2 separate regions of the Homo sapiens genome follow, and region 2 is linked to region 1. Evidence: read pairs that join two places in POLR2A ChIA-PET (ENCODE). Cell type or tissue: GM12878. All regions are shown on one strand. Each heading gives the region's core, and the rest is flanking DNA. Links, peaks and the distances in the headings are about the cores only.

Region 1 (17,464 bases), core at 5,692-13,691:
ATATATTCTTAAAAGTATAGCTTTGTGATGCTGTACAAGTACTTTTTAGTAAAAATTGTTTCTAGTTCTTGAGCTGTGGTTATAGTTACCTTATGTAAGAATTCTCTTAAGTAGTCACATTGCTTTTTGACCGTACATCTTACTGGTATTGAGGGAAAAGAGAACATGTGAAAAAGTAGATACTGGCTCCCAAAGTTTCTGCACATCACTTCCATTTACCTTTCATTGGCCAAGCAAACCACATGGTCACATCTTACTGCAAGTGGGCAGGTAAGTGAAACCATACCTTGTACACAAAAGGTGAGTTATAGAATATTTGAGAGTAACCCTAGTAACTACCACACTTTCTAATGTTTCTCTTTTTCTTTTTCTTTTTTTTTCTTTTTGAGACAGAGTCTCACTCTGTCCCCCAGGCTGGAGTGCAGTGGCACAATCTTGACTCACTACAACCTCCACTTCCCGGGTTCAAGTGATTCTCCTGCCTCAGCCTCCTGAGTAGCTGGGATTACAGGCACCTGCCACCACACCCAGCTAATTTTTTTGGTTTTTTGTATTTTTAGTAGAGAATACACCAGTTTCACCATGTTGGCCAGGCTGGTCTTGAACTCCTGACCTCAAATGATCTGCCTACCTTGGCCTCCCAAAGTGAAGAGATTATAGGCATGAGCCACCGTGCCTGGCCTAATGTTTTTCAAATTAACAAAAACAAATACTGCTTCACTAAGCCAAAGAAGCTGTGCTCTTTCTTTTTACTCTGCCACAGTAACCAGTAGTGTTCTAGACAGTGGCTGCACTAATGACAAAGAACAGAGTCTCCAGCTGACCTTTAACAGGTAGTATGAACAAGCAAGAAAATTGTGTTGTCCTCAACAACTGAGCTTCTTTGGCTTCTTTGTTGCTCTGGCCTAATCTAACCCATCCAGACTTCTGCAGATAGGGCATGCACTTGGCTTCAGCCATGGTACCCACCTACCCCGTTGTCTTACACCCAGGCCATTTCACTAATTTACATGGTCTACCAGGCCCAAAAGGCTTGCAGGTTTGTAAAGCTGCTTTATGTAATGCTGTCTTAATGAAATTTGTTGCACTTACACCAGATTATGTGATAATTACTTGTCTGGTAAAGATATTGCTTTTAATTTTGCCATTCAGGATAAAAAAGTATGCTAGTAAAACTGTGTTAAGGCCCTTAATATAAACAATTTCAAATCACATTACTAGTTAATCTTTTCCTCTATGATGATGCTAGTTATACATTTAGATGGTTTGAAGTTGCTTTCTTTACTGTGTGCATTATCTAGCTTATCTGTTATTTGCAGGAAGTAGTCTTGCCTGAATGTCCTTTAATGTCATTTAAAAAGAAATACGTACCCACTGATGTAAATGCTGAAGGGAAAGCTTTTTACACCATGGCAACTATTAATAAAGATGTTCACATAAATTGTTGAGTCTTTTTTTCCATCTCCATTTTTATTTACATAAAATGATTGTTGAATAACATGCAATTAAATCAGAACTTTCTGCTTCACAGCCTGGCATCTTTTTGGATAGATTCTGTGATAAAATAACTCTCTGACATCACAGCTTGTTGCTATGAGAATAGAACATCAAAAATTAGGCAGTGTCAACCTACTCAGCAGGGTAGCTCAGGATAAATTTAAAGTAAAAGAGATCAGGTTACAATTCTCATTTTTCAAGCATTGGCTTGGCACCTTTAATCCCTAAAGATATCTAATCAAATACGAAATTTGAGATTTTACACCTTTAAGGAACACATTCACTGAAACTACTGGAAATTATTCCTATGCTGTGTCTAGTGTTCTTGTCAGGAATGGGGCTGTGAAGTCAATGAAGACACGTTTGGGGAAGTCCTTTGTCAGAGAAAAGAGAGGAATCTCTAAGGTATCCATGTGATGCAGTTGCTTCCATCGGGTTGAAATATAGCTCCTGATGGTTCAGCAACCTACAAACTAAAAATTTAAGTTATTTGAGCTTCCTTCTGGGGAAACTCTGGGAGCTTGATAGTTGTTTTAAGGCTCAAAAAATCAGTGTTTTTTGGTCCAGGCACATGGTTTATTTAACAATAAAATTATTTTCCAAACTTAGTAGGCTTTCGAATGTATTTGCTTTTAGTTCCATATTCTAAATTCCATATTCTAGTTATTTCCTATATATGATTCCAAAGAATGATCTTTTTGCTTACTCATACCCAAGTCCCCCTCTCTCAACTTGATGGGTATCCTGAGGCTATATGAAACAATAGGTTTAAACGGCAAGGTTAAAACCCTTAGTCTGAGCTTTACCCAAAGATTCTATCACTTTTATTAACTGAGAGATCTTTCAGTGCCTTTATCACTTACAACTTTTTTTCAGTCTTATCTCTTATTACTTAGAAACTAGGAGCAGTCAGCCTCTCTAAACCTGAGAGACCCTTGATCTCTAGGATTCCTCAGTATCCTTCTATTCTTTCTGGAAGATTAACCAGCTCTCATCAGAGCTCATATTTTTCTTGTAAATCTTGCTAAAGGCAGACAACTGTAGCCAATACACACTATCACTCTGCCTCTAGCTATTTTCCATAGAGTTAGATTCTTACTAGGTTAATGGTCTCTCTTCTACTTCTCATTGGGAAGTATCACTGAATATTTTAACAAGGCATGTTAAAAATCTCTAGATAATCAACCTACTAATCTGTTTCTTTGCTGCCTGTTGCATGACCACTAATTCTATACAACATATTTTAAGTTTCTGCATGCAGCATCTTCATTCTAAGCACCAACATCTATATTCATGTGGTAGTTGTTACTGTCATCTAACAAATGTTTCTGGCTTTCCTCTTTCTTGGCACTTCTCCGCTCTTTTTAAAGATAGGTATGATCTTATGACTTGCTTTGATCTCTGAAATCTATGTAGAAGTAATATATCACATATACACAAAAATACTAAACGCCAATATGATTTACCATAGTTCTTTCTCACTGTCATGGTAATCATGGAAGCATAAATCAAGACAGTGTTTTTATCAGTTTAGCTCCCTGAGTAGCTTGGATGGGTAGGGTTTTCTCAATAACCTACCACGAACAAGAAATAAACTTTTGTTACGATAAGCATAGTGATATTTTAGTGTTTGTTACTGTAACATAGCCTAGTCCTGACAGATACAATCAAGGTATGGCAAACGTTATTATAACAACCCCCAAATTTCAGTGGCTTAACGTAAGAATTTTATTTCTCCTTCTTCTGACAATTCAATGTGGTACTTGGCAGGCAGTCTTCCATGTGATGATTCAGGAATCTAGACCTATTCCATTTTGTAGCTCCACTATCCCCTAGGACTATGGAATTATCTCCTGGGTTATTTAAATCTGGTTGATTGACAGGTAAAGAGTGAAGTCTCATGCAGCAGATGTATATGGCAATTCCTGACTTCAAGGGTGGATAGGAAATGTTTTGTTTTTTTTGTTTGTTTGTTTGTTTTTTGTCAGAGTCTTGCTCTGTCACCCAGGTTGGAGTGCAATGGTGCAATCTCAGCTCATTGCAACCTCCACCTCCCGGGTTCAAGTGAGGGAAATGTAATCTTTATTGTACCCTGGAATAGGAAAGAATGACTTTATCAACACATATCATTCTCTGACTAAGTGTGCTTTACAAATCTGGTGTTCCATTGAATGAACCTATAGGTCAATCGGGCCTTGACTTGTTTTTAAAGTGTATGCAGGGCAGATTTTATGCACATGCAACTTGTGCAATGTCACAGGGCATCATGCTTAAAAAGGCCTCTCAGTTGGTTTGATGATGGGTCCTCACAGAGCACTACATAATTTTTTTAACAAGAGGCTCTGCATTTTCATTTTGTTCTGAGTCCCACAAATTATGCATCTGGTCCTAAGTATAGGTTGTATCAGAAGGATGTGCAGTGGAAGCCTTAACTGCATATGAAATGTGAAAGAGTTCAGTGAAGTTATCTAAGAATTCTCTACTTGTTTAGCCTATAGAGAGATAATATCTTGAAAGAATTGTTATATTTTGTTCTATTTTTGTTTTCTCTATATTCTTGCTCATGATCATTATAGTCAGTGTCATTATCTAAAAGAAAATTATAAACTGTAAATCAGAAATGGAAAGAAATATAGTTGGCTTACTATTTACTTTAAAAACATACTCTTGAAATACCACAATATTTTAAAAAATGCTATTTAAACCAAAACTGTTGATTCTCATAAGCTATGTTTTCTTTATAAACAAGAAGGCTTTTGCAAATTACAAGTTCAGGCCCTGAAAGAGGAAGATCACAGATGCTATGCCATAACAATTGAAGGTCATCTTGGCTAGAAATAGAGTTCAAAAGTTGGATAGGGCTTGAACTTGGAAGAGGTCTTTGTTGTGAAACTAGAGATGAGGGAATAGGCCTCTGAGGAACACATAATGAGGAGCAGCATCAGCATCAAGAGACACCAACACTATCACTGTCAGAGACGAGAGCAAGGTGGGTGCCAAATAAATGTCCGACTCTTTGCAGACCATTAACTGCCTTTCTAAGAATAACTGCCTCTGCTGCAATCATGTGAACTGATCTTCTCTGTGCTGAGTGGTCCTCACCAGTGGCTTTCCATAACTGCTCACATGTTACCTATGGATTTTCCAAAGAAGTCATGCATAGCCATGGCCCAAGAATTTGCTGAATCCCATTCAAACTGCCCAGTGTAGATGACCCTATTTTCAATGGCTGAAAACATGGTTATTGTTAATATCCCTGCAACTAAAGATGAAGTCATCAAAAAGGTGGTAGTGATATAGATAAGAAAGCTCCATTATCAGAATTTGGGTGAGGATAAAAACCAAGACAACTCACTCCTTTTACGTATCTCCTTCATTGCAACGCCTTCCTTTGATTCTGTAAAATGCTTCAAAATATATCCTCTTGCTAAATATAGAATTTGATTTTTGTTTAATGTACTCTAAAGACCTCAACTGATACGTGGTTTTGTACCCTTTAGCAATTTTGATAACATTGTTATCAAAACATTTATTTAACATTTATTTTCTCATTTTTTTCAACACCACAATGCTGTGATGTCAGACAAGGCAAGTATTATTATTTTATCTTACAAAGAACAAAACTGAGTCACAACATGGTTAAATGTTTTATCAAGTTTGCAAAGTTAAAAAGGAAATTCATCAGTCTAATGGTGGTTCTTATTTTAACAAACCCTTTACACTATGCCACTTTCCAATGTTAAGTCTTGGAAGTGTATAGTGTGATAAATGCCTATTCAGCAAATACCAAAATTAGGAAACTACACTTAAGAACATACCCAGTGCAAGCTGTCTCCATTCAATTTTGGTCTTCTCTACCATCTCATCCAAACAAAAAGAGAGTTCTCTTCAGCAAGTCATCAAAACAATACAACCTCTGCCAGTAATTTTGGTTCTGTGAACTACTTTTTTTTAAGACAGAGTCTTGCTTTGTCACCTAGGCTGGAGTGCAGTGCCATGATCTTGGCTCACTGCAACCTCCACCTCCCAGGTTCAAGAGATTCTCCTGCCTCAGCCTCCGCAGAGCTGAGATTACAGGCATGCGCCACCACGCCCGGCTAATTTTTGTATCTTTAGTAGGAACAGAGTTTTGTCCATGTTGGCCAGACTGGTCTCGAACTCCTTGCCTCAAGTGATCCACTCACCTCGGCCTCCCAAAGTCCTGGGATTACAGGCATGAGCCACGGCACCTGGCCTGAACTACTTTTCTTCATTTGGGGTACATATTCACATATGGGAAAGCAAATCAGGTGTACTGCTTAATACAATTTCCCACCTGAGCACTTGTTCTTAGTCTTCCTGGTTAGGTTTCAAGTTGAAATTGCTCTGTCCTTGGCCAGCTGATATACAAGACATTGCTTTCTACCTATGATCCCACATCCAGAATTTTTTCGATTCTTACCTTTCCAAAAGCATCCAACCTAGGCAGCTCCTTTGAATCATTACTCTTTCTTCCTGTACTTTACTATTTTCTAAATTTTATTTTTTCCCATTCACTGTGACTTTTTAATAATTTATTTTAGAAGAGTTTTAATTTTGTGGAAAAATTGCAATGATACTACAGAAACTGCTCATATATCCCACACCCAGTTTCCCCTATTACTAATGTCTTACATTGGTATGGTACATTTCCCACAATGAATGAACCAATATTGATTTTTTTTTTCAACTAGACTTCACTTTTTGATAGGAAATGGTAAGTTTCTAGAATATGTGGGATGAGAGATATTGCTGTGACCACCTTTGAAGAATATAAACTGCCACGGTGAGGTATAAGCTGAAACCAATCTTATGCTTTTTCCTACTGCCTCTTTAAAACTGCACTGTGAACTCATTTTTCCCTATGCTTTGAACAAAATTTCAGTCCAGTCTCTTACTGTAGTAGGCTGTATTTACCTTTACTTGATGTTTCTCTCTGCAGGGGGATCATACATTCCTGCCCTCGTGACCTCAGGTGTAGCCATATGACTTGAACAGGATTAATGTGTCACTTCGGGGCAGAATCCTCAAGAGGCAGCATGGGATTTACCATGTTGTTCTTTCTCTCTGTCATGATGACAAGCAGTGTTCTAGGTAGTGACTGTTCCCTCAGTCTAGATCCCAGAGTGAACCACAGTCACAGCCAAGCTAAAATTGATGTGGTCTGGCACACCGCTTTAGGGTGTAGGGGGTAAGTGTCATGTGTTACACAGTTCTGCACCTCTGGGCCTCTCTAAAACACAAGGAGTTCTTGTAGGCTATACTGAAATGCCAAAACAAAAAATCCTGTCTTGACATCCCATTTCTACTATTCTCTTAGAGTTATCTTTCTGTAGATTTATGTGCATGAAAACATTTCAGAAAATTTTTAACTACAATGCTGTTTTAAAAATCAACATTAATATATGGAAGGGAGAGCATCTGCACAGATCCAGGACCACAATAACGCGGCATCCCATAAATCACTTAATGTCTGTGTTGCTTGTTATTCTCCCAAGTAGGAAAGTCCTATTTTAAAGAGGTGTTAAGAAAAACTAAACTATGTACGGAATATATAAATTAACACATCTTAGAGTACTATTTTTGGATACCTTGACAGAGATATAACTATTTTAAAAGATGTTTTTCATGGCTTTGTTTTATAACTCCCAAAAGCTAAGGGATGTATATGTGACCAAGATGCCAAATAGATAATAGAACTGGGTCTCAGTCTTCTTGCTTAATTACTTCCCTATTCAGCATAAGTATTATTATTGTTGTTTTTTTCCTACATCCTTCTGTATAATAGTAGGATAAGATGAAAGATAAAGGAAATTATCTGCCTTTCCTAAAGTCACTTGAGTGTCTTCTTTGGATCTGAAACCAGAACACACAGGCTTCTGCTTGAGGTAACTACTTCATCCCTCCCTTCCTTGTCATTACCTTCATTTAAAAAATTCTACTGCACGCCAGAGAGCCACAGTACTCTGTCATAGTTTGTTTCTGTATTAGAGGCATCTTTTTGATGCAAAATCATGTACTATGTATGCATTGGTGAGCAGCGGAAAATATTAAAGCCACATAACTAGGCATTTCTATACTTCTCATAGGTAGCAAGGCTATCAATATGCCCCTTTGTGAGAGTAATTGGGATGATGAAGAGCCAACTTTTGGGAATGGAGTTTTGGCAGTAGCAGTAGGTACTGACCAGACAAGAGAATGAAGAGGTAGATGGATGAGAATGGTCTACATGACCCAGAAATTGCCATCCCTTTAATATCATTGACAAGCATAGATTATGAACCCTAATTCCTATTCATATAATTCTCTTAAATGCAGATAGCATACATAGAGTCATATATTGCTTATTGACAGGAATACATTCTGAGAAATGTGTCATTAGGCAGTTTCATCATTGTGTGAACATCACAGAGTGTACTTATACAAACCTGGATGATATAGCTTACTACACATCTAGGCTATACGGTACAGCCTATAGATCCTAGGCTACAAACCTGTACAGCATGGTACTGTACTGAATACTGTAGGCAATTTTAACACAATTGTATTTGTGTATCTCAACATACCTCAACATAGAAAAGGCACAGTAAAAATACAGTATTATAATCTTAAGGGACTATCATCGCATATGCACATCTTGACCAAAATGTCATTACGTGGTGCATGACTGTATTTCTCCCTCCAGACTGGCAGCTCCATGATTGCAGGAGTCATGTCTGCCTTTTATATTCTTAAGCCCAGTAAAGCTCCTGGTTGAAGTGATGATTAAATATTTTTTGAATAGATAGACTAAATGAATACCACACATAGATCCAGCCTTTTGTCTTTTTCTCAGAGTATTCTATGGGTGTGAGTAAGCTCCTATCCAGTTACTGCATTCAGCTCAATGTCCAGGATTTCCAGGTATAGTGGGGTCTTCCTTAGTTCGAAAGTGATTCCTTATGGTCCAATGGCCTATGAACTAAGAAGCAATAATCTACTTCCCACTCTCGCCCAATAAATAATGGTGAAGAAGGGACACAATTATCACAATAAAAAAATTCCTATTTAAAAAAGAACAGAAGATGAGATGTGCAGTGGTCTTTGGTCTATAGCAATGCTGGTAGCCTGCAAGACAGGCATTATGAAATTCCCTACTCTTTGATCAGGCCCTGATTCTACTCTGTGGAAGGACACCCCTTTAACATCATCCTCTGAGATCTTTCTTTCTATCCTTTAGGTTTTATTCCATTTCTTTGGTCCTCCTTGGGAAAAGGGGCTGTTTAGCTTTTGCAGCTCACCAGTTGAAGAAATAAGTTTGGCTATCTCTAATAGTTTTGTCATTATCATTTATTTTGTGTTTTGTTTTGCACATTTTATATAAATTTTATTTAGGAAGAATATGCATAAAAATATCAATTTTTAAGTGTACAATTCAATGAATTTTGACAAGTATATATACTATTACTTCAATCAAGACATAGAATATGTTCATTACCCAAAAAGTTCCCTTGTGTTTCTTTGCAGTCAGTCTTCCCCGGCTTACTCCATCCCTGTCCCCAAGTGTCACTGATATGCCATTGCTATAAGTAAGTTTTACATGTTCTAGAATTTCATCAAATATCCAGCCAGCATTAACATCTCCAATTGCCACAGAGATGTTATCATATTGTTTAAACTGTTTGTGTGAGTCAAATTCAAATAAGAACTGCATACTGAAAATGATTGACATATCCTTTAAGTCTTTTAATTTCCTTCTCTCTCCTCTCGTCCTAATAATTTGTTGCAGAATTTGGGTCATTGTCCTGTAGACTTTTCTGACGTCTAGATATTGCTGATTGCATTGGGTATTTAACATGTTCCTCTGTCCTGTACTTTTTGTAGATGGTAGTTCTATTTAGAGACTTTATCTGATTCTGTTTTGATTTTGGCCTCAGGCATTTTTAAATGGGTTGAAGGATCATATACTTTGACATTCTTTTGGTTTTAAGTAACAGAGAATTGAACTAAATATGCAAAATAGTGAAATTTGTTGCTTCACATAAGTGAAAATTCCAGGGCATATCATGGATTTTGGGCTCATATCATATAATCACATCCTGGTTTTTCTATTTTTCTGCTTGATACTAGTCTCTTCTGAGTTTTGGCTTCATTCTCCATACCTTCTCTGGTTCAAATCCATAGGAAATAAAATTGCTTTCTGGTGGTTCAATTTTGTGTCATTGGCACTCATTGGCCTGGCCTGAGTATGTGTCCATCCTGAACCAATTAATAACACTAAGGAAATATGATATTCGGATTGACCAGATTAGGGTGCCATTGTGAGGGTAGTTTCACAGGAACCACTTCAACTATTACTCAAAGACTTTTAGTCTTCTCCCATCACAGTTGGTTTGCAGAGATTATTTTACCAACAGAATTACTAACGACTTTCTACTATGTCTTTACATACAATAACCATTATTTAAAAACAGTATTTCCACCTAAGTGGAGATGAATAGATTACAGTGTGTTTTGGGTCTAGGGGGAGGTTCCTTAGAACTGTCCCCCAAATTTCTCTCTACTGAGTCGCAGTCACCTACTGTCTCTTATCGGAGAGGTGAGCTCTGTGGAAATAATGGCAGAGCTAAGTTTCAATACAGGACAAAGTGATATGCAAAGGTAGGGAGAAGGGGGAGTGGGTGGCTGATCACAGGCCCATAAAAAAAACACGCAAGACACAGGGTGACAATGCATTTACGGGGTGGGAACACTTCAGGTGAGGTTATCGTGTGGAAGAGCTCAGAAGTGGAACTTGGTCTACTTTACCAGGTTGTTTTTAACGTCAACTGCAAAGTATTAGTAGTTTCACTTTTTGGCGGTGACTGCCAGCATCAGAGCGCGGTAGAAGCTTCATGAGAAAGGTCAGGATACCCTGGACAGGATACAAGAATTCCGCGGACTGCCGCAGTCGACGGGTCAGACAGCTTCGCTCTGCCTGGCCTACCTACGAGTGGCAGAGGCTAACCGGAACCACGCCCCTTCCCGGGACCGGCTCCGCGATTGCGTCACTTCCGGGCCTCAGCGATTCGCCTCCGGGTTAGGCTGAGCCTCTTGCTTGCTGTGACTGGTGGAGCTGCCGCGCTGTCCGCGTTATCTCCTCCCGGTGAGAACGAACCGCAGTGTCCACCGGCGAGGAGCCAGCCCTGTCCCGGTCAGAGAAAGACGACGAGGATACCTGGGAGCGGGCGGCGGCCGGGCTGGGCCGCGCCGGTGCGGGCTGGCGACTCTGCTCCTCCGCTTGCTGCTGTCTCTGGGAACTGGGTGCCAGCGCTGAGGGGCTTCCAGCGGACAGGGACCCCCTTCCCCGGCTCCCCTGCCCACCCTGCCGGGGAGGGCGGAAGATGCCGGTGAAGAAGAAGAGAAAATCCCCTGGGGTGGCAGCAGCAGTAGCGGAAGACGGAGGCCTCAAAAAGTGTAAAATCTCCAGGTACCATCTCCCCCCACCCTTCAAGCTTCCCTCCTCCCTCCTTTGCTGGACAACTGGAGGAAAAGGAGTCGGGCCCGGCCTGCCGGGCTGGGGCTGGAGACAGGTGAGGCCCCTTTGATCGAGCTAGGCTGTAGGTGCCGAACACCGCGAGTCTCCGCGCCCGACCCGACCTCGTGTTCGAGTGTGTGCACGCTGGCGTTTATGGAGAGACTAGAAGAGCCGCCCACGTTAAGAGTCTACGTGCCCTGCAGGGTGGGGAACAGATGCATATGTAAATTGCGCTTCCCCCCACCCCCACCCCCACCCCACAACCGACCCTCGATCCCCTACTCCCGTATCGCTCCTCTGCCTTTTTCTAGACTTAGAAGTGAGTACATATCCGCAGAAGGGTCACTTCTAGAATTTCTTTGTAGAGTGTGAAGAAAGCAGAACATAAGGAATCTTGACAACTGTCTTGGGAATGGTAGAAAGGAAAACTTGTATGCTATAATTGGCCTCCATATTTAGTATTTGGAGTGGCCTAACCCGGAAGGTCCCAGCAGGAGGCCTTTTAAATTGCAGGAGCCCCATTTTCTGGAAGTATAGTGCCTCACCTATGCCAAGTCCCTGTGTGCAGAGTTGGAAAGGCCCTGCATGCTTTTTGTCTTCTAGCATTCAGGACGCTGTTAGCTCTCAGCATAAATTAAATAATTTGTGAGCTCTTGTACTCTGTCCTACTGGTAAGAAAGAAGACAAGGCAGAACTATATAGTAGTAGCTCTTTGATCCCCTTGTAGCATATCATGGAGGCATCACAGCAAAATTTATGCTACAAAAAAACTGCAATTTTGGTTTGAGAAATGGTTTTTTTGTTTTTTTGTTTTGTTTTGTTTTTCTGAGACGGAGTCTTCCACTGTTGTCCAGGCTGGAGTGCAGTGGCGCGATCTCCGCTTACTGCAACCTCCGCCTCCCGGGTTCAAGCGATTCTCCTGCCTCAGCCTCCTGAGTAGCTGGGATTATAGGCGCCCGCCACCACGCCCTGCTAATTTTTTGTATTTTTAGTAGAGACGGGGTTTCACTATGTTGACTAGGCTGGTCTTGAACTCCTGACCTCGCGATCCGCCCGCCTCGGCCTCCCAAAGTGCTGGGATTACAGGAGTGAGCCACCTCGCCCGACTGAGAAATGCTTTTTTAAAAAATAACCATATTAGCTGCCTTTTCATCAATGGTTGGCACTTGATATGACAACTTCAGATGCTACTATTGAAAGGAGACTGTAGCCAGGATTATAAGAAGGAAATAATGATAGAGCTCTCCTTAAAGAGAGATCTGCTTAAACTGTGAGGTAGATGACTTACATAGTCTGCATCTTCTTTTTTGTAATTGGTCGACTTTTTTCCCTCATTACTGTGTTTTGGTAAAGGAGTCTATGGAGTATTAGGCTATTAATGTGAACGATGATACATACACCTCTTGTTTGTCAACATTAGAATTTGACATGGTTACTTTAGTAGCTCACATTTTTATAAGATACAGGCAAATTATTATTCATTTTTGTACTATATCATGGCCATCTTAAGTATATAATGTATTAAAATTATTTAAGTTAAGTACATTAAGATAGCTGAGCAGGCAGTATTATTAGAACTCAGGTGATACTTTGCTCTATCAATTTAAATTTTTAAATATGATACTCTTACTTTACTCAGTTACAGAAGTTCTATCATTTCTATATCATTGTGGTAGGGTAATTATTTGAGTTCCTTGAAAAAAGTTTCTCTGAAGGCCATTAAATTCTAGAGGCCATTTTGAACTTACCAAATTTTAGTTATTTTATGAAAAACAATGAAAATGATTTTATGAAAAAAATGAAATAGAATGAACAGAACCTAGGATTAAATAGCCTTGTCCCAATTATTTGGACTATTATTAACTTTTAGTGTTTTTTTGTTGTTTTTTTTAAATCTGTGTAATTTAATATACCCTTAGGTCCTAAGTCATCATTTATCTTTAAAAATCTATTTAAGCTTAGGTGATAAAACAACTCTTAATATAACATTTTATTTTGAAATATTGATTCATTAAGTATCAAAATATACTTTGTAAGAGTTTGTTTTCAAATATTTATCTATTACACACAAATAGAATTTCTATGCAAATCAATAGAATCATAATAAATATTTATACTTTCCCACCTACTAGGTTGAACTTCTTTGTAGTCTTTTAAAATGTGCGGAAATAACTTACTGATATTTTTGGATTTTGATACTGAGTGAAAAGGTATTTGGGTTTTGTTAGCCGATAATTCTTATGTATAGACTACTGTTTCAAGTTGCAATTACTTAACAACTTCAGTTTTTTTCCAACAATGCCAACCGAAGAAAAAAAAAACCTTTGTTTAATGTGAATGGAAGTTGTTAATTTTGAACTTAGTTTTTCTCTAAGAGTTGAGATGTGATAAAAATCTTAGGCGTCTGTGTGTTTTCTAAGCTATTGCAGATCCCAACCCCCTGCTAGACTAATAAGTGGAGAGGAACATTTTTCAAGCAAGAAGTGCCTGGCTTGGTTTTATGAATATGCAGGTAATGAAATTAATATAAGAAGATACTAGTCATATGCTTTAAAAAGTTTATTTGCCTTATTCATTTAACAAATTATCTGTTACAGGCCTGCTATGTGTTAGTGCTGTGTACTGGGATGAGGGTCAGGACTGAAGATTGTGGGTAGACTAAAAATTTGTTGCCAATTTAGGCTGATATTTCTTTAAATATATATTCGGTATATATTTACTGGGAGGGAAGAACTCATTTACTATTAATAAAACGTGTAAACAAAGATTCATTTATTTACATCTATTGGCTAAAGTAGTATTCTGGAAAATAAAAGGTACACAATAAAACATTTTTGTATTTGATATTGTGGAAAACACAAAGTACATAATAAAACATTTCTATTCAATATTCTCTTTTTGAAATTTTTCTGAACTAACATTTTCTGAAACTTTTGGGGAGACATAGTAAAAGATTTAAACCCCTCAGTTATAATTGTACAACACATTTACTTTTTAACAATTATCATTTAGCCATCCACTTCTACTAGAGATGCAATAGTAAGAAAATAAATAGACTGATATTAATACAGTGTGATAAATACTATATTCAGAAGATACACTGTGAGAGTTCATAGGAGGGATATATAACCCAGCTTTTAAAGTGTCATGGGAGTTTTCTAGAGGAGCTAACTTAACCTCAGCTAAATCTTGTAACTGGTGGATGAAGAGCCCTAGGCCCAGGATGGGGTTGTGTTTTAGAGGCGAAAGTCAAAGCCAGCCAGAGATGGGGCTGAAGAGTTAAGCAAATATATGCAAAAGAACACTTATACTATCTCATAAATATATATGGAATTTTTTTCCCCTTAGAATAGTTTTGTTTTTTTGGAGTTATTGATTTTAAAGCTTTTTTCTTTTCCTTTTCCTTTTTTTTAACCTGCTTCACTTTTTTTTCTCCTTCTTTTAATCACTATCATTCTCAAAATGTTTGTTTAAAATGGAAGTGTATATGTAGCTATTGCCTTATATTTAGTGCTCATCCACATTAAGGTCTAAAGTAGTATACTTTGAACTTGAGGTATAAGTTTAGGCTAATTGTATGGAATGTGAGACTATTTTGAAAGGGGGGCAGTAACTTTACTGTTGGAATCAGCTGAGTGATCCCAAAGTACAATTTTAAAATTGTTTAGTAACAGAACAGATTCTTTCTAGACCAGAAATAAATGCTATTACTGGCATCCCAAGACAACCACTAACCCAATTTAAATGAAGGGAATTCATTTCTTACTGACCTCCATTTAAAATGTTGACCCATTATCCCAAATGCCAGTTTTACTGGTATGAATGATATATAATCAAAAGGTCACCCATCTTATTTCACTTATAAAGGTTACTAGATACAATAGAAATAGAAAATATTTGCCTCAACTAGGAACTTTCCTAGGTAGTGTAAGATTCTAATTAAACATTTGTTTACTATATTAGCATTTTTAATAGCCAACATAATAATTGCATTATTCCAGGAATTGTCCCAGGTATATTATTTTTTCTTGTGACTGTTCTATTAAGTAGGTAGTATTATCACCACCTCCCACTACGACTTTATTTTTTGAGACAGGGTCTCACTGTGTCGCCCACGCTGGAGCGCAGTGCTGTGATCATGGCTCACTGCAGCCTTGAGCTCCTGGGCTCAGGCCATCCTCCCACCTCAGCCTTTCTAGTAGGTGGGAATATAGGCATGTGCCACCACGCCTGGCTAATTTTTTAAATTTTTTGTAGAAATGGGGTTTCAGCCGGGTGTGGTGGCTCACGTCTGTAATCTCAGCACTTTGGGAGGCCAAGGTAGGCAGATCACGAGGTCAGGAGATCGAGACCATCCTGGTTAACATGGTGAAACACTCTCTCTACCAAAAACACAAACAATTAGCCGGGCGTGGTGGTGTGCGCCTGTAGTCCCAGCTACTTGGGAGGCTGGGGCAGGAGAATGGCGTGAACCCAGGAGGCGGAGCTCACAGTGAGCCGAGATAACACCACTGCACTCCAGCCTGGGTGACAGAGTGAGACTCTGCCTCAAAAAAAAAAAAAAAGAAAAAGAAAAAAAGAAATGGGGTTTCACGATGTTGCCCAAACTGGTCTCCAACTCCTGGGCTCAAGTGATCTAATTGCCTCAGCTTCCCAGAGTGGTGGGATTACAGGCATGAGCTGCTGTGCTTGGCCATACCCTCATTTTATAGATGAGAAAACTGAGACTTAGATTAATTAATTTGCCCAAGATCATATAGTGACAAGAGCCAGGATTCAAACCCAGGTCCTTCTGATTCTAAAGTCCATGCTTTTAACTACTATGCTTTTATGTATTTTTTATTTAAATTTTATAATGTTTATATATAGTTATAAACATTTTATTATAATAGATATTATTTTATGTTTATTTTTTATTTAAGCTAATTTTCACTTTTGCAAAGAAAATATTGGTACTCTTGGTTAATTTCTGTCATCCATTCAATAAATATTGAGCACTTGTTTTGAGTCAGGCACTGTGCTGAGTGCTGGATATATAGTGCTGAGCAAGTCAGACAAGATCCCTGCCTTTGGGGGACTTGCCTTCTGGTGAGGAAGACAGTCAGTAAACAGGTATGTAGGCAAGATAAGTACAGATTGTGGGGAGTTATAAGGATAATAAATATGGTGAGGTTCAGGAATAGAGAAGAAAGAAGGGTTAGATGGACTTTCAGATAGAGTGATTAGGGAAGGCCTCTCTGTGGAGACCACTTTGTGCAGAGACCTGATTAGGGAGGAACCATTTGTTTGCCAAATAAACAGTAACTGTTCTGTCTTGAAATGGGTATGTCCGTATTAAAATGAAGCCAATAATTTTGCCTACTGAGAATAATACATGTAAAGCCCTTAGCACAATACCTGGTATATAGTCAGAACTCAAATGTTATTATTATTAAAACAGTAATAGCATTACAGCATCAGATTTACTGGTTGTGTGTTTTTTACAGTGTTCCAAAATTAATGACTCTTACGTAGCTCATGTTGAAGGTGCTGTGTCACTGAGAATTTTTTTTTTTTCCCCCTAAGCATCTGTTATGGCTGGCATGGTATTAGGCCTTGCAGATATAGCTAGGAACATTCCTTTATGGTTATAAAGAAATCAGGAAATTGATGGTGTTTTTCTTTTAGTTTTGAAAATATCACTAAACTTGTTACTATGGTATTATGTGTGATAAGGCTGTTGGTTTTGTTCTTTCACAAGACCTCATTCTTGAGTGATATTTAAATTAATGATTCAGTAATATACTGGCCTATGGTAATTGAAAACATGGAAAGTGAAAGGGCAGTTTTAAAGTCTCATAGAGTCAAAAAATAAGGTTGGAATTGCATAGTCCTAATATAGTACCTAGCTGGTGGAGTAGAGTGAACTCATAGTATGAACAAAATCATTTCTATAGCTTCTTCAATTGAGTGGAAACCTAGTTGTCCAAAAGAGTTAATTAAATTTAGCTCCAGAGGTTTTACCCAGAGAGTAGTTTTATTAGAAAGATTGGAAGCAATGGTATTGGAAGGATTAACATTTTGCAGTCCGGGGAAAGCACATTAGTTACAGACCTCGCTTTAGACTTAGATCTGTTACTATTTACATCACTTTGGCAAAGTCAGTTAACATTTACAGACCTTATCTAAGTTATAAGGTATTATATCTCTATGTAATCTCATTTGACTTGCTTCTAACCAAATTTTAATTAGTAATCACCAAGTAATCCTCCAGTTTCTAGGGGGGCTATACTGATATTTCTTTTTTATTTTTTATATTTTTTGAGACAGAGTCTCGCTCTGTCACCTACGCTGGAGTGCAGTGGCGCAATCTCGGCTCACTGCAACCTCTGCCACCTAGGTTAAGTGATTCTCCTGCCTCAGCCTCCTGCGTAGCTGGGATTACAGGCACCTGCCACCACGTCTGGCTAATTT
Region 2 (8,000 bases), core at 1-8,000, 120 kb before region 1:
TCCAAAATACCTTGAGAAAAAAATATGTTAAAGTTTTCCAGTATAAAAATTATATTTACATTTTCTGATGTATTACTTACCAGGTCAGGTACTCACTAATTTGATTTCTATCATAGTTTGGCTGTTTCTATAATTTCTTACAAAGGAATCATACAGTATACAGTCTTTCGTGTCTGGCTGTTTTCGCTTAAGTGTAATGCTTCTAAGATTTATCACGTTTTCATTTCTCTCAGCTAAAAATCTGAAAGTGGGACTGCTGGCTGATGTACTAAGATATGTTTAACTTTATGAGACTGTGTCAAACTTTTGAAAAGTAACTGTAGCATTATTCATTTCCTCCAGCAATTATAAGAGTTCCAGATGCTCCACACGGCCTTGCCATACTAGACTGAGGTGTTTTCAGTCTTTTTATTTTACCCATTCTAGTGGATATGTAGCAGCATATCACTGGGACTTTAGCTCACACTTACTTGATGATCATGAAATTAAGCATATTTTCATGTGTTTACTGTCCCTTTATATGTCTTCTTTCATAAATGGCCTGCTCAAATCTTTTGTTCATGTTAAACTGGATTTTTGTTTTGCTATTATTGAGTTGCAGTATTTTTAAAATTCTGAATAGAAGTTCTTTATCAAATATATGTTTTGTAAATATTTTCTCCCAGTCTGTGACTTGCCTTTTCATTTCGGAATTTATTTCAAAGAGCAGAAGTTTTCATTTTGATGAAATTCAATTTATCAATTTTCTTTTTCTATTTTGATATCACATCAAACAAGTCTTTGCCTCACCAAGGTCATAAAGATGTTCTCCTGTGTTTTCTTCTAAGTTTTATAATTTCATGTTCTACACTAAGATCCATCATCCACACTGTGTAAATTTTTGTGTAAGTTAAAAGGTAAAGGTTCTGGGCTTTTTCTCTCTCTACCTGGATATCTAAATATCCAGCACCATTTTTCAAAAAGACTATCTTTCCCCATTTATTTGGCATTTTTGTGTAAAATCAACCGACCACATTCCAGTGATCTCTATGCCTAATATTACAGTAATATCAGATTGCCTTATGATTACTGAAAAGTGACTCTTGAAATCCTAAGTCCCAGTCCCAGCTACTCGGGAGGCTGAGGCAGGAGAATGGCGTGAACCCGGGAAGCGGAGCTTGCAGTGAGCCGAGATTGCGCCACTGCAGTCCGCAGTCCGGCCTGGGCGACAGAGCGAGACTCCGTCTCAAAAAAAAAAAAAGAAATCCTAACTCCCATAACTTTGTTGATTTTTCATGCCACTTACTTTTTAATTGAGATATATACATTAGTCTGATGAATATTAAAGTTAATTTTCATAAAAGAGGCATTAGATTAGTGCCTAGTTGACAAGGTAACAGTTACCAAGAGGGAGATGGGGAAACATATTTGAGGCATAGTCAGGGAAATAAAATTGACAGAATTTAATGACTCATTACATTAAGGGATAAGGTAACAAAAGTCTCAGTATAATATAATTTATAAGTTCTGTCTTAAATAATTAGTGTATATTATAGTACCATAATCTGAGGAAAGAAATACAGGAAAGAAAACTCATAAGTTCAGTTTTGAACCTGTTTCAAATTGTAATGCCCGAGAGACTTCCAAGAAGACATGTTTAACAGATAAAATTGAATTTTTTTTTTTTGAGAGTCTTGCTCTGTCACTCAGGCTGGAGAGCAGTGGCATGATTTCAGCTCGTTGTGCAACCTCTGCCTCTCAAACTCAAGCAATCCTCCTACCTCAGCCTCCTGAGTAGCTGGGACTATAGGCACGTGCCACCACACTCAACTAATTTTTACTTTTTTTGTAGAGATAAGGTCTCACTATATTGCCCAGGCTGGTCCTTAAACTCATGGGCTCAAGCAATCTTCCCACTCGGCTTCCCAAAGAGCTAGGATTACAGCATGAGTGACCATGCCCTGCCAGTAATTGAGCAAGTCTGAAGCTAATAAGAGGAGTTAGGATAAAGAATAAAAAAGATGAATTTGAAAACAGTTATATGTAGCTGGTAGTAAGAGCAATATAATGAACAAGATCATCCTGAAAGAGCATGCAGACATAAAATACTGGGGCAAAGAAGGAACTCAGAGAAATCTCCCTTGAAAGGGTTCAACAAAACAAAGGCAACCACTCAAAAAATGTATAATCAAAATACAAAACATCATGAAAGTACTGAAAGAATAAAAACATTTCATAAATCTTGAGAAAATTAAAAGCAAGGAAAACTCTCAAAGCCTGAAGGAGAGAATTCTAAGAAAAATAAAAGGAAATACCAACCTAAATGGCAGAGTATAAGAAATAAAATCAGTTACAGACAGATCCATGCCAATTTAAAATATAAAAAGAGTTTACATAAGTTGCACATGGTCAACTGAGTGCACCGAGTGATCAGTCTAAACAATATAGGAAAATACCATGCCCTTCCACAAAAGCTTAAGGACATAATATCAGTCTGACTCAGTATGAATAAGCAATATTTTTTAAATCCACCTAAGTGAAAATGTTATTTTTCACTGACTATCAGGCATAAATGCTCTCCATATTGTTTTCATTTTTGTGGTCACTCTAAACATTACCTGCATTGACACTGTGATCATTTGAAGGGCAGCATCTGCTTCATCTTGCTTCGTTTTAAGTAACACACTTTGTTCTCCAGCTTTTCTGTTCAGTTCATCCACAAGAGCTTTAGCTTCATTTAGTTTAGATACACCAGCCTACATCAATAAAATATTGATCGGCAATATTTTAAAAAAGGAATTTTACACACACAGTAAATAAAGCCCTATAGAAAAGAATCAAGCAAACATGTTAAGTGTGTATATACAAAACAGTAGCAAGTAGACTTAGGTTTTTTCTTATTGCTAATTATAACAATTTATTTCACATGATACTCATTAAGATGTAGTTAAAGATCCCACAGAGGTTTTAAAGAAAAACAAATTTTAAAGCATCGCAGAGAATGGTTCCACATGTGCAAATCAGCTAACATAATATATCACATCAACAGAACAAAGGACAAAAACCAGATAATCATCAAAATAGACACAGAAAACACATCTGATAAAATTCAACATACTTCAAGGCAAGAACTCTCAAAAAATTAGGCATTGGAGGAACATACCTCAACATAATAAAGTCCAAAAATGACAAACCCTCTGCCCACATCACACTGAATGGGGAACAGCTGGAAGCCTTTTCTAAGAACTGAACAAGACAAGGATGCCCACTTTCACCACTCCTATTCAACATAGTACCAGAAGTCCAAGCCACATCAATCGGGCAAGAGAAAGAAACAAAAGACATCCAAATTGGAAAAGAGGAAGTCAAATTGTCCCTCTTTATAGCTGGGCATGATTTTATATCTAGAAAAACCTAAAGACTCCACCAAAAAACTCTTAGAAGTAATAAGCAAATTCGGTAAAGCTGCAGGATACAAAATCAACACAGAAAAATCAGCAATGTTTCTATACATCAATAATGAACTCACCGAAAAAGAAATTAAGAAGGCAATCCTATTTACAGCAGCTACAAAAAAATAAATAACACCTAGGAATAAAGTGAACCAAGGAGAGGAAAGACCTCTACAAGGCAAACCACAGCATACCAATGAAAGAAATTGAAAAAGATAGGAAAAAAAAAAAAAAAGGGAAAGACATCTCATGCTCATGGATCAAAAGTATTAGCATTGTTGTGGCTGGGTGCAGTGGCTCACACCTCTAATCCCAGCACTTTGGGAGGCTGAGATGGGTGGATCACTTGAGGTCAGGAGTTCCAGACCAGCCTGGCCAACATGATGAAACCCCATCTCTACTGAAAATAAAAAATTAGCCAGGCATGGTGGCACCTGCCTGTATCGCAGCTACTCGGGAGGCTGAGGCATAAGAATCTCTTGAACCCAGGAGTTGGAGGCTGCAGTGAGCCAAGACCGCACTATTACATGCCAGCCTGGGCAACAGAGCAAGACTCCTACTCAAAAAAAAAAAAAAAAGAAGAAGAAGTACTAGTATTGTTAAAATGGCCATACTACTCAGAGCAATCTACAGATTCAATGTAATATCTGTGAAAATACTAATTACATTCTTCACAGAAATTTTTTTAAAAATCCAAAAATTTGTTTGAAACCACAAAAGAGCCTGAATAGCCAAAGCAATCCTGAGCAAAAAGAACAAAGCTAGAGGCATCACACTACCTGACTCCAAAATATACTACAAAGCTACAGTAACCAAAACGGCACAGTATTTGTATAAAACAGACACACAGACCAATGGAACAGAATAAAGAACCCAGAAATAAATTCATGTATTTATAGTCCACTGATTTTCAGCAAAGTATATATTGGGAAAAGGACACCCTCTTCATTAAATGGTGGTGGGAAAATTGGATATCCACATGCAAAAGAATGAAACTAGACCTCCTTCTGTCATCATATACAAAAAATCAACTCAAAATGAATTAAAGACTTAAACAAAAGACCTGGAACTATAAAACTTCTAGAATAAAACATTGAGGAAATGCTCCAGGACATTGGTTTAGGCAAATATTTTATGGTTAAGACCTCAAAAGCATAGGCAACAAAAATGAAAATAGAAAAATGAGACTATATTAAAGTAAAAAGCTTCTTCACAGCAAAGGAAACAATTAACAGAGTGAATAAACAACCTGTTAAATGGGAGAAAATATTTGCAAACTGTTCATCTGACAAGAGGCTTAATATGTAGATTATACAAGAAATTCAAACAACTGAACAACAACAACAAAGAATTCCATTAAAAAGCAGGCAAAGGATCTGAATAGATTTTTTTTTTTTAAAAGACACACAAATGGCCAACGGTATATGAAAAAATGTTCAACATCACTAATCACCCTTTGATCATTACACATTCTTGTATGAATCAAAATATCACATGTACCCCATAAATATCAATAAAATTATCATTATATATAACATTTTAAAATAAATCCATAAGACTTAAAAAAAAGCATCATAGAAAAGCTAAACAGATAAATACATATTTGATAGTTTAAACACTGAACTTAATAAAAAACACTTTTTACCATTACATTAGATGGGAGAGAAAATAGCAAGCAAGGGGTAACTCACTAAACCTTTTCTAATTTTAGTCTCACTGATTGGGAAAAAGGACTCAAGAGTCACTGTTTTTTATAGTAGACATGACTTGGTTTTGTCTGTCTAATATTCATTTTTCTTGTAAGAGACTTTCTCACATATGGTTCTGGTGGGCTGTCATTCACTTGCCTTACCTGCATTTTGAGTAGACATTTCACCCTGGCCTGGCCATTATGGTACCCCATCCTACTGTGCAAACAGCAGAATAATGAACCCAGGGATGTACATGAAAAAAATTCTTTACCTTCTATCATGTTTTTGTCACCTAACAAATCAGAAGATTTGGGGAAAGAGTAATGGCAAAAAAGGAATGTAATTAATAACTATTGAGCACCCATCATAAAGTACAGGTATTAAGCTAAGTTTTTTCCATATGAATTTTATCTAATACACTCACATACAACTACCATTGACCCAATTAAGCTGCAAAACAGTAAGTTAAAGTGATTTATCCAAAGTACCATAGAGAACTAAATCAGGAAATTAACCCTCCCCAAAGCCCGTATAGTTAGTACCTTAATATAAATGAAAGTGAATCATTAGAAATGATTAAGATAATTATGTCAATTAAGATGGAGCCTACTTTACTACCCTAACAAAGGGAAACTAAAACTTTAGAGAGGAAATGTTCTCTAACAACTTCAGAGGCTGACATTCTAATGTCACATTTAAGTTAAAGCTTTATAGTTAAAGAAATACGGAAAGAAAACTGTTCAGAATGTACTAAGTGAGGTGACATGGATGAAAACATTACTTTATAAAATATAATCTTAATTTTAAAGGTTATTATAAAATATAATCTTGGATATTATGTTTCAGTTAATAACAGGGTTTTCTTTTTTCTTTATTATTATTTTATTTTATTTTGCCATTAGTTATTGGGTACAGGTGGTATTTGCTTACATAAGTTCTTTAGTGGTGAATTGTGAGATACTGGTGCACCCATCACCAGGGCAGTATACACTGCACCATATTTGTTGCCTTTTATCCCTCCCCACCCTACTCTTACCCCCAAGTCCCCAAAGTCCACTGTATCATCTTATGCTGAATAACAGAGTTTTCTTAATTTCTAAAAATGTTTTCATGTGAAAGAGACTCTTAAAGAGAGTACCATAAGCTATCAAAAATCCATAAATGCCAACCAGCGAAGAAAAGAAATAACCACTGAATTTTAAAAAAAATACAAATCATCACTAAAACCTACAGGGCAATATAGGTAGGAAAGTGAGACTGTTTTCCAAGGCTTTTAATACAGTACATTTATTAATACCAGATATATGCCACCCGCAACATAGCATTGTGATTTACAAAACTCTTGTTTCCTATATATAGATAAAATAATTCAAGATTACCAATACTATACCTGCAAATGACTTTGTCTTTTTAATAATTCCTTTTTCTTGCTACTACTAATGGCAGAATACACATGTAAAAAGGTCATGTATCGGCTTGGTGTAGCACCATATGCTTTACAAGATTCATGGATTAATAAAAATGATTTTAGAAAATCAGGATCAACTAGAAAAAAATAGAAAATAAAAATAACTTATTATATGTATGATTCATTAAAAATAAGAGAAAATATCCTAATGATAGTTATTTTATACAAGATACTTCCATGCTATATAGTTATAAATATGAGATAGCATCTTTGCTTAAAGATGCACAGGCATTCCTAGACAACTATTCACAGCTCCCATCTTCCTTAGGAATTTTGAGTTCTCTAGTTTTAGTAGCATCTATATATTGTTATATATTTCCCCTGAACATCTTTATTGTTGCAAGAAAAATAAATCTACATGTTGTCATAACATATAAATTAATTGGGACTATATAACACATGTACAGTAATCCAAAAGTGAGCTAAATACAATCTGCTGAACAGAAAAGCAATACACAAAATACCTATCCACTCCCATTTGATACAGGGAGAAACAAGACTTCAAAAGCCAAAAAGTTAAGAATAAGTTCACACTAGATTCAATATATCCATGATCAAACACATTATATTCCTCTCACCGACACAATTTGCATCTGTATTCCCTGCCCCAGTGAATGAAATCAATTTGTAATGAATATTCCAAGACAGAACCCAAAAAACATCCTCGACTCTTTCTTCTTCTTGTGTGCCACAGCCATTACATAATCATCAAGTCTCATTTAGATTACCTCCTAATATCCACCAAGTCCATTCCTTCCTCCATTATTATTACTTCTTCTTTGGTTTAGGCCTTCATCTTGTCTCTCTTAGATTACTACAACAAACTTCTAAAGTGATGTAATTGCTTTTGGTTTCTCCTATTACCAATCTATTTTCCAATAACTGAAGAAAGGGATATATAAAGATATTTGTTTCTAAAATGAAATTCTGGTAAAATCTCCTTTTAAATCTCTCAATAATACCCTATCACCTGCAAGTTAGAATCCAAACTCCTTAGCATAATGCAGAAAGCTCTTCATTACCTGACCATGCCAACCTTTTCCTCCCTCTTCATCTAGTACTTATTTATACATCTTATGTTTCAGCCCTTTAGGCTATTTATAGTTTCATAAGATGCCTGTTTCACTTTTCCAAACCTTTCCCATGTTACTCACTCTAACCAGAATGACTTTCTCAAGCTGCCCGTCTGGGCAATGTCTATTTCCTATAATATCTGCTAGTCTGAAGTTTTACTTTCCAATTATTTCATAGAAAGTTCTACTATCACTTATCTTGCTATATCAGAAATTTATGTTTATATATAACACAATTCTCACTATCACTGGACTATGAGCTACCAAGTGATCTCTAATATCCAGCCCAGTACAGTATAAAACAAGTTCAATAAATATTTGATTATTAGATGGTTAA

What was found. Peaks named below come from ENCODE experiments on the same cell type or tissue, not always from the same donor. Only the 100,000 strongest peaks of a DNase experiment are listed, where the experiment ranks them.
Region 2: POLR2A ChIA-PET joins it to region 1 with 10 read pairs; 2 of 35 experiments call an interaction of 5 or more read pairs at or near these places.

Annotation. Positions count from the first base shown.
Region 1 is chr11:103,085,286-103,102,749 of GRCh38, reverse strand. It overlaps DCUN1D5 (defective in cullin neddylation 1 domain containing 5), which reads left to right and starts at 10,590. Exons shown (of 8, transcript NM_032299.4): 1 at 10,590-10,963; 2 at 13,432-13,523. The coding sequence starts at 10,878. RefSeq lists enhancers at 10,136-10,185, 10,256-10,305, 10,235-10,852, 10,853-11,470 and a silencer at 10,996-11,290. In GM12878, for the core only: no CTCF peak of the experiment used is centred there; a DNase peak (open chromatin) is centred at 10,519; H3K4me3 peaks cover 3,367 bases; H3K27ac peaks cover 977 bases.
Region 2 is chr11:103,210,456-103,218,455 of GRCh38, reverse strand. DYNC2H1 (dynein cytoplasmic 2 heavy chain 1) reads right to left here. Exons shown (of 89, transcript NM_001377.3): 54 at 6,513-6,667; 55 at 2,598-2,735. Among named protein-coding and RNA genes, the nearest start is that of DYNC2H1, 110 kb to the right of the region's middle. In GM12878, for the core only: no CTCF peak of the experiment used is centred there; no DNase peak of the experiment used is centred there.